2 separate regions of the Homo sapiens genome follow, and region 2 is linked to region 1. The links are chromatin contacts, found by Hi-C in ENCODE. All regions are on one chromosome and are shown on one strand. Each heading gives the region's core, a stretch centred on a gene start or an enhancer-like site at or near the end of the contact. The rest is flanking DNA. Distances are from core to core; before and after follow the strand shown. Region 1 holds the start of SLC2A13 (solute carrier family 2 member 13). Region 2 holds the start of LINC00938 (long intergenic non-protein coding RNA 938).

Evidence for each region. A loop is a pair of places that touch in the nucleus more often than their neighbours do. Pooled maps may share reads with other maps.
Region 2: a loop to region 1 is called in a map of naive thymus-derived CD4-positive, alpha-beta T cell, with 14 times the contacts of the local background. The contact joins the promoter of LINC00938 here to the promoter of SLC2A13 in region 1. A Hi-C loop is called at or near these places in 1 of 168 maps with a recorded cell type or tissue (naive thymus-derived CD4-positive, alpha-beta T cell), 1 of 37 single-sample maps with no recorded cell type and 6 of 50 pooled maps.

What each region holds. Positions count from the first base shown.
Region 1 is chr12:40,104,109-40,107,382 of GRCh38, reverse strand. It overlaps SLC2A13 (solute carrier family 2 member 13), which reads left to right and starts at 1,302. Exons shown (of 10, transcript NM_052885.4): 1 at 1,302-2,130. The coding sequence starts at 1,575. RefSeq lists an enhancer at 1-148 and silencers at 1,149-1,398, 1,419-1,678, 1,699-1,768, 1,779-1,868.
Region 2 is chr12:45,726,606-45,729,779 of GRCh38, reverse strand. LINC00938 (long intergenic non-protein coding RNA 938) reads left to right here and starts at 1,859. Exons shown (of 1, transcript NR_028408.1): 1 at 1,859-3,174. ARID2 (AT-rich interaction domain 2) reads right to left here and starts at 74. Exons shown (of 21, transcript NM_152641.4): 1 at 1-74. RefSeq lists a silencer at 374-793 and enhancers at 1,306-2,268, 1,844-2,563, 2,269-3,174.

The DNA of each region.
Region 1 (3,274 bases), core at 53-2,552:
TGTCTGAAAGGAAAAAAGTTATAGCTGCATGAAAAATAGGCCCCAGGCTAAGAAAGCTTTTGCTCAAATAAGGGAAATAAAAGAGCAGTGGAATTGTAGGAATAGAATCATATGATGCTTGACTTTTTGCCCTCAGCCTGAAGAATGAAAGCAAATTAGAGGCACAAAACATCTTTAGCAGTCCCAGCTGCTAGGAAGGCTGAGGCAGGAGAATCGCTTGAACCTGGGAGGCGGAGGCTGCAGTGTGCCGAGATAGCGCCACTGCACTCCAGCCTGGGCGACAGAGCGAGAATCTGTCTCAAAAACAAAACAAAACAAAACAAACTATCTTTAGCCCCTGATGCGCAACTGTATATTTTAAAAACATTTAAATTAAAGGGGGAAACAAACCCCAAATGAACCAACAACTGTTAATTCACTCAACAGTTTAAAAAATTGGTTGCAAATAACGTTATCTTTGCTTTGTTTCAAGTAAATGAGGCTGTTAAAACAGTGCCTCATGGAGGGCAACAGTGGGGATTCTCAGGAGAGAAGCTATCCTACCTTTTGGTTAGCATGTTGGGGCGGGGAAATGGAGACTGCCTGCCGAATCACAAATCAGGGTCTTGAGTTTTCTTTCTATTTCTGGGAATTACCCGTTACATGAGTGGAATGCATATATGTGAATTTTCTTTTACAGGTCGGGGATCCATGGAAGGAGGGTTTGGGATTCACCACAGAGATATGTTCTCTGTCCTCAAAGAATCAAATGTACCATTCCTTTAAAATAAGCATAAATTGAGGAGGGACTGGCGATGAGAGTGGAAACTAGCTATAGAAATGGGAGCATGCAGCCCTGAATTGCTCCAGAACAAACACATTTAATGCCAGGGAAGTAGACCACGCTGGGTAATGTCACAATACTATAAAAGGAAGGGTACTTGCTAGGTCCTATTCTAGGATATTTTTTCCAGCCCTCTCTCTAGGCTGCTGGAAGGACAGTGAGGCTGGTTTAGGTGCTCTCTCCCTCCTCTCCAAACACGGCAAACATTCTGGGTGGCTTCCCGTCTGGAAGCCTGTTGCCTGATGGCATCGCCACATTGGCTTGCTCCACCGCTGCAGCTCGGAAGGCAGGGTTAATTCCATACGGTTGCCAGAGCCCTAAATGAGGGAGCCTAGGTCAGAGGTCGCACCCACCGGGAGGGCGGGGTTTAGGGGTCCGGGGCGGGCTGAGCCTGGCCCCGCCCAAGGAGGGGGCGGGACGTTTCCCGGGCCCCGCCCCGCCGGCCCGGGGTTGCACGTGACCCGCGGTCCCGCCTCCCGCCCGCTCCGCAGCGCCAGCTCGGCAGGCGCGGGGCGTGAGTGTGGAGTGAGACCCGCCGGGCTCCAACTCCGCAGCGTCGGAGCGCGGCGGGCAGCAACTTTCTCCCCGGAGCGGCCGTGGCGGCGGCTGCTGCCGTGGCAGCCGGAGCGGAAGCCGGGAGGAAGAAAGCGGCGGCAGCGGCGGTTGCTCCCGCCGGCTCGGGCTGTCTAGCTCGCCGAGACTGCCGGCCCGCGGAGCCGCGTCCCCCCGGGCAGCCCCGGGCCCCTGCCCTATGTCCCGCAAGGCAAGCGAGAATGTGGAGTACACGCTGCGGAGCCTGAGCAGCCTGATGGGCGAGCGGCGCAGGAAGCAGCCGGAGCCGGACGCGGCGAGCGCGGCCGGGGAGTGCAGCCTCCTGGCTGCCGCCGAATCGAGCACCAGCCTGCAGAGCGCGGGCGCGGGCGGCGGCGGCGTCGGGGACCTGGAGCGCGCGGCGCGGCGGCAGTTCCAGCAGGACGAGACCCCCGCCTTCGTGTACGTGGTGGCCGTCTTCTCCGCGCTGGGCGGCTTCCTGTTTGGCTATGACACCGGGGTGGTGTCAGGGGCCATGCTGCTGCTCAAGCGGCAGCTCAGTCTGGACGCGCTGTGGCAGGAGCTGCTGGTGTCCAGCACGGTGGGGGCGGCTGCCGTCTCGGCGCTGGCCGGAGGCGCCCTCAACGGCGTCTTCGGCCGCCGCGCTGCCATCCTCCTGGCCAGTGCCCTCTTCACCGCCGGCTCCGCGGTGCTGGCTGCGGCCAACAACAAGGAGACACTGCTCGCCGGCCGCCTGGTCGTGGGACTCGGCATCGGTGAGTTCGGGCTCCGTGAAGGGCGCCCGGGATCCCATTGTCACCGCCCTTGACCCTGGGTGTTGCGTGCCTCTTGCCCATCGGGGTCCCCGTCTGGTCTCCCAGGGTCAGAGAATCCTCCACTTCTCTGGCCTCCAGAGCCCATCTGTTTGTTGGTCCAGCCTCCAAGGCTCTCCCGGGAGGTGGGAGGGTCGGGGGGGAGGGGGTGTCACTCTAGTCTCCCTCGAGCGCACGTGGAATCTTTGATAGGCCACGGACCAGTCAGTCCAAGTGGTTGTTGCCTCTCAGCACTTCCAGAAACCTAGCTGAGCACCAGCTCTTTCCTTGATCCAGCCTAACCTGATGCTGCTTCTTGAGCTTACGAGGGTCTCTGCTTTCCTGCACTGTCCCACCTTGCCTCTCCACTGCTAGCCCCTTTCGTTTTCTGGGGCTCCCAGCCTGGAACCTAGACCATCGTCAAGTTACAGTGAGATAATATTTAGAGTTAAGTAATTCTGGACTCTGAAAGGTTTATTAGCGACCCCTGCCCTCTTTGCTTATCTAGCATTTGTCTTTAGATGGCATCTCCTTTTGCTTTTATGCTTTTTCTATTGCCTTTCAGCTTTCATTCTTTTCCCAAGTAAATTCCATTCTCCTCTGTTTTTCCAACTTTTTCATTTGAATCCTTTTTTATCCATTCTCCTCTTTGTTTTTCCTCTCCTGCTTTCCAGTTGGGAACCAAATTATCTATTAAAGGTCATATTCACTTCCTTAATTCATTTAGGAGCTACTCCCCCTGTGGATAAATGCCCCGCAAGATAAATGTTTGGAATTTACTTCAAAAATGAAGGCATTAAGGTTCTCCTGGCGTTGAATTTTTTTCACCCTGGTTGCTGAGCAGGGGAGGTACAATTGGCAAGTTTTTGGCAGAGGGAAGCTATTTGGAATGTGCTCTGTATTATTAGAAAGCACTTTTGAGGGAAAGTGGGGGGCTGTGACTTAAATCTCACTAGTAATTTTTCTAAGACACACCGCTGATGCTTTTTTAATGTTTCGTTTCATAATTCAGTTTTTTGTTTCCCTTAGGGTGCTGTTGAAGTATTTCTTCCCTATGGCTGGGGCTTGATGAAAGCGCTTTAAACCTGGGGCTGCTGCTGATCTGTGT
Region 2 (3,174 bases), core at 610-3,109, 5.6 Mb before region 1:
GCTCCCAGCGCTTCCTACCAGAGCCCGGAGCCCATTCCTCGGCCGGCGGCGGCGGGGCTCAGTCATGGGCCGGCGGTGGCGGCGGCGGCGGCGGCGGCGGCGGCGGCGGCGGCGCAGGGAGGGAGGGAGGGAGGGGGAGGAGGAGGAGGAGGGGAAGGAGGGAGCAGGAGGCCAGGGGGAGAGGAGGGAAGGAGGGAGGGGAATTTCTAAAAAAGTTTAAAGAAATCGGAGCGAAACTAGAAGGGCAGGCGACTGCCGGATCCGCGCGAAGCCGCGGGGCGAGCGCGGCCCCCACCCCTTCCTTCCCTCCCTCCCCGTGGCCCGGCTCTCGCCCGCCTCTCAGCGCCGCCGGCTGAGGCAGCTCAGCCCGGGGACGCGATTCAACATGGTGCTGCTGCCGGGGGCGCGCGAGCGGGCGACGGGCAAGGCGAGCCGATGGTGAGGGGTCTGGGCGGCCAGAGGCCCAAGAGTTTCGGCGGCGGCGGCGGCGGGGCTAGGGCAGGCGGGGCTGGGGGTGGGGAGGGGGAGGTCTGTGTGGTGGTTTGTGGAAAGCGCGGTGACAGCGTGTATTTCGGCCCCGGCTCCGCGGGGCCCTCGCACACATTCACGCGCGGCCTCGGCCGCTGAGGCCGGGGCGTCCCCGGGCAGAAGCACCGGCGGCAGCTGAGCCGCTGCGCGCCGCCCGCCTGCTTCCCTCCCCGCCAGCCTCCCTCTCTGCCGCCGCCACGGCCTGGCAGCCAGTGCCACACAGCGACCCCCGAGGGCTGGCCGCGGCACTGCGCCTGGCTCCACACCGCCCCGGCAGATCCTCGCGGGGAACAATAGACTCGACTCGCCGGGCTTAGGGTTCGTCTGCAATGTGCCGCACATTTCACACGCACACAAAGCCGGCGGAAAGGGGGGCGGTGCGGGGAAACGGCCACTACCGGTTGTTCCAGGGTTAGGGGTGGAGGCGATGTTCGCGTCCCCGGCCCGGCTGTTGGAAGGGCCGCCTCGGAGTCCCCGCCCGCCCGACAGAACCGGTGTGGCGCTCTGAAGGGAAAGGAAGCTCACCGGGGTAGCCCCTCACGCTACGCAACATTCACAGATCGGAATAAAGTCAATTTGTTACCTTCTGTTTTTGTAAAATCTAAAGGAATCGGCTTTTATGAGCCGTATGCTAGTATTTTGGGGCCTGGTTAGCACATTTTCTATGAATTATCCACACGCTAACTTTAGCAAACTATACGTTAAATACAATGTGAACTGTCTGTCCTAGTTCTGTGGAAATAGAGTAATGCTCTTAATTCATCTTGCCGCTGGTTGGCTTCACATATCAAACTGGAGTATTCTATGAGCAAAGTTATGCAAACTAACTAAACTGGTTGGGAAGCAATCTATCGAACTTCGACAATAATAATTAAGGTTTACATTTTTATAGTAAGGTCTCTTCAAGATTGCTGCGTTTAAAATAAATACCGAATAAAACGTTTTTCCTTGCTTTCAAATGTCTTAAATGTAATCCTCGTTTAAAATATTTTGAAGGTTAAAAAAACCCTTTGCTTAAATGAGTCAAAACATCTCAACAAATACTACCACCTAAATTTGCATTTACGAGGGGTGTTGGAGCCGGCTCTTTGCTACAAATGTTAATTAAGATTACAGTACGTGAAACGTATTATTATTCCCATTTTAGTGACGGCCACCACGGGCAAAGTCACTGCCTAACCCAAGGTCACAGGGTAGTAGGGGTCTGGATGGGTTATTTCAGGTAGTCGTTCCAATGGGAACATTGCTTTGGAGGTGAAAAATTATGTAATATAGTGCAGCTTGCTTCCGGTGCTCACTCTAGGAAACGGACTTATTTCCCAACTAAAGTTTGTCTCTTAAGTGGGGTCGGAATAAGGTTGTGGCTAGGAAGATCCTGACAACCCAGGGCCAGTGAGTGTCTCGGAAGCCTGTGAGGGGCGGAGACCCGGCCCGGGGAGGTGGAGAAGCTCGCCGGCCGCGGAAGACTAGGGGTGAGGCTGCTGCGAGGAAGACCCGGTCAGCTGTCCCTTCCCCCATCGGTCCTCTTAGGGGAAGTGGAGATGTGGGCCTCGGAGCTGCGTGGCCCGGGCTGTGCGGATTCCCTAAACGCCGCACTTGCGCACAGCCCCTTACGTAACCGTCAGTGCCGGGGATTCCCTGGAGGGGGTCATTCTATTCAACCATTATACACACCCCGGGCTCCTGCCGCCGCGCCGCCGCCGCCTCACAAAATGGCGGCGCCCATAGAGGAGACCGCGGCCGCCTCCCCGGCCCCATTTTGTGGGAGGCGAGAGATCTGTCAACATGGAAAACCTCTGCTGAGGATGCATCCGAGTTTGGAAACCCCACTTAAGGGATGGAGCCTGGGGGATCACATTAAACGGAAAATGCCAACGACTTCTACCACCTCTACGCGTTTTTAGTTTTTCATTTTCTCGAAGGAAGCGCCAGAAGCCTGTGGAGTAATTGTAACTAGAGGGAGAACGGAAAGCTGAGGTGACTGCTCCGGGGACTTGGCGCGGCGCCTTGGTGGCTTTGGTTGCTCTTCCACGCTCCCGGCAGCTGACCAGAATCTCTTGGAGGGTCTCCTGGGCCACCTCGGCCGCGCCAGTCGTGCAGTGAGACTTCTGTAGTTTTAAAATGCCACAGTCCACGGCCCGGTCGGCACCGCTCGCCTGAATCGTGGGCTTTGGGAACCTTGGAGGCTGCTGCTCCAGGAACTCGCGGTCGGCCGGGAGCCGGGGAGCTTCGTTGCTGGGAGCGGGCGGTATTCGCGGACTCCGGCGGCCCTGGCGGGTCGCGGCCGGGATCCGAGCCGGGGATGACGATGCTGATGGAGCTGATGGGGCAAGAGTGGGAACGGAGGCACGTACACTGAAATTTAAGTCATCCAAGTTGGGACTTAAGATAGCAGGTTAATATTGTCTCAGGCGAGACTTAGAACGTCTTTTCTGGTATCCCAGTCTGCAGTGGGCAAATCTATTGTCTTTATTTCTCATTTAAGGGCAGAATGGAGGGATGACATATTTTTACTTTTCAAGAGGCGGTTGCCACTTTTAAGTCACTGTTGTGTGTGTGTGTGTACATACACAAACATACGATAGTGTGTTTTCAGAGCAAGTATCAAAGGCTAAAGACTTGGAGTGATACTAGTGTTTAAAAGCC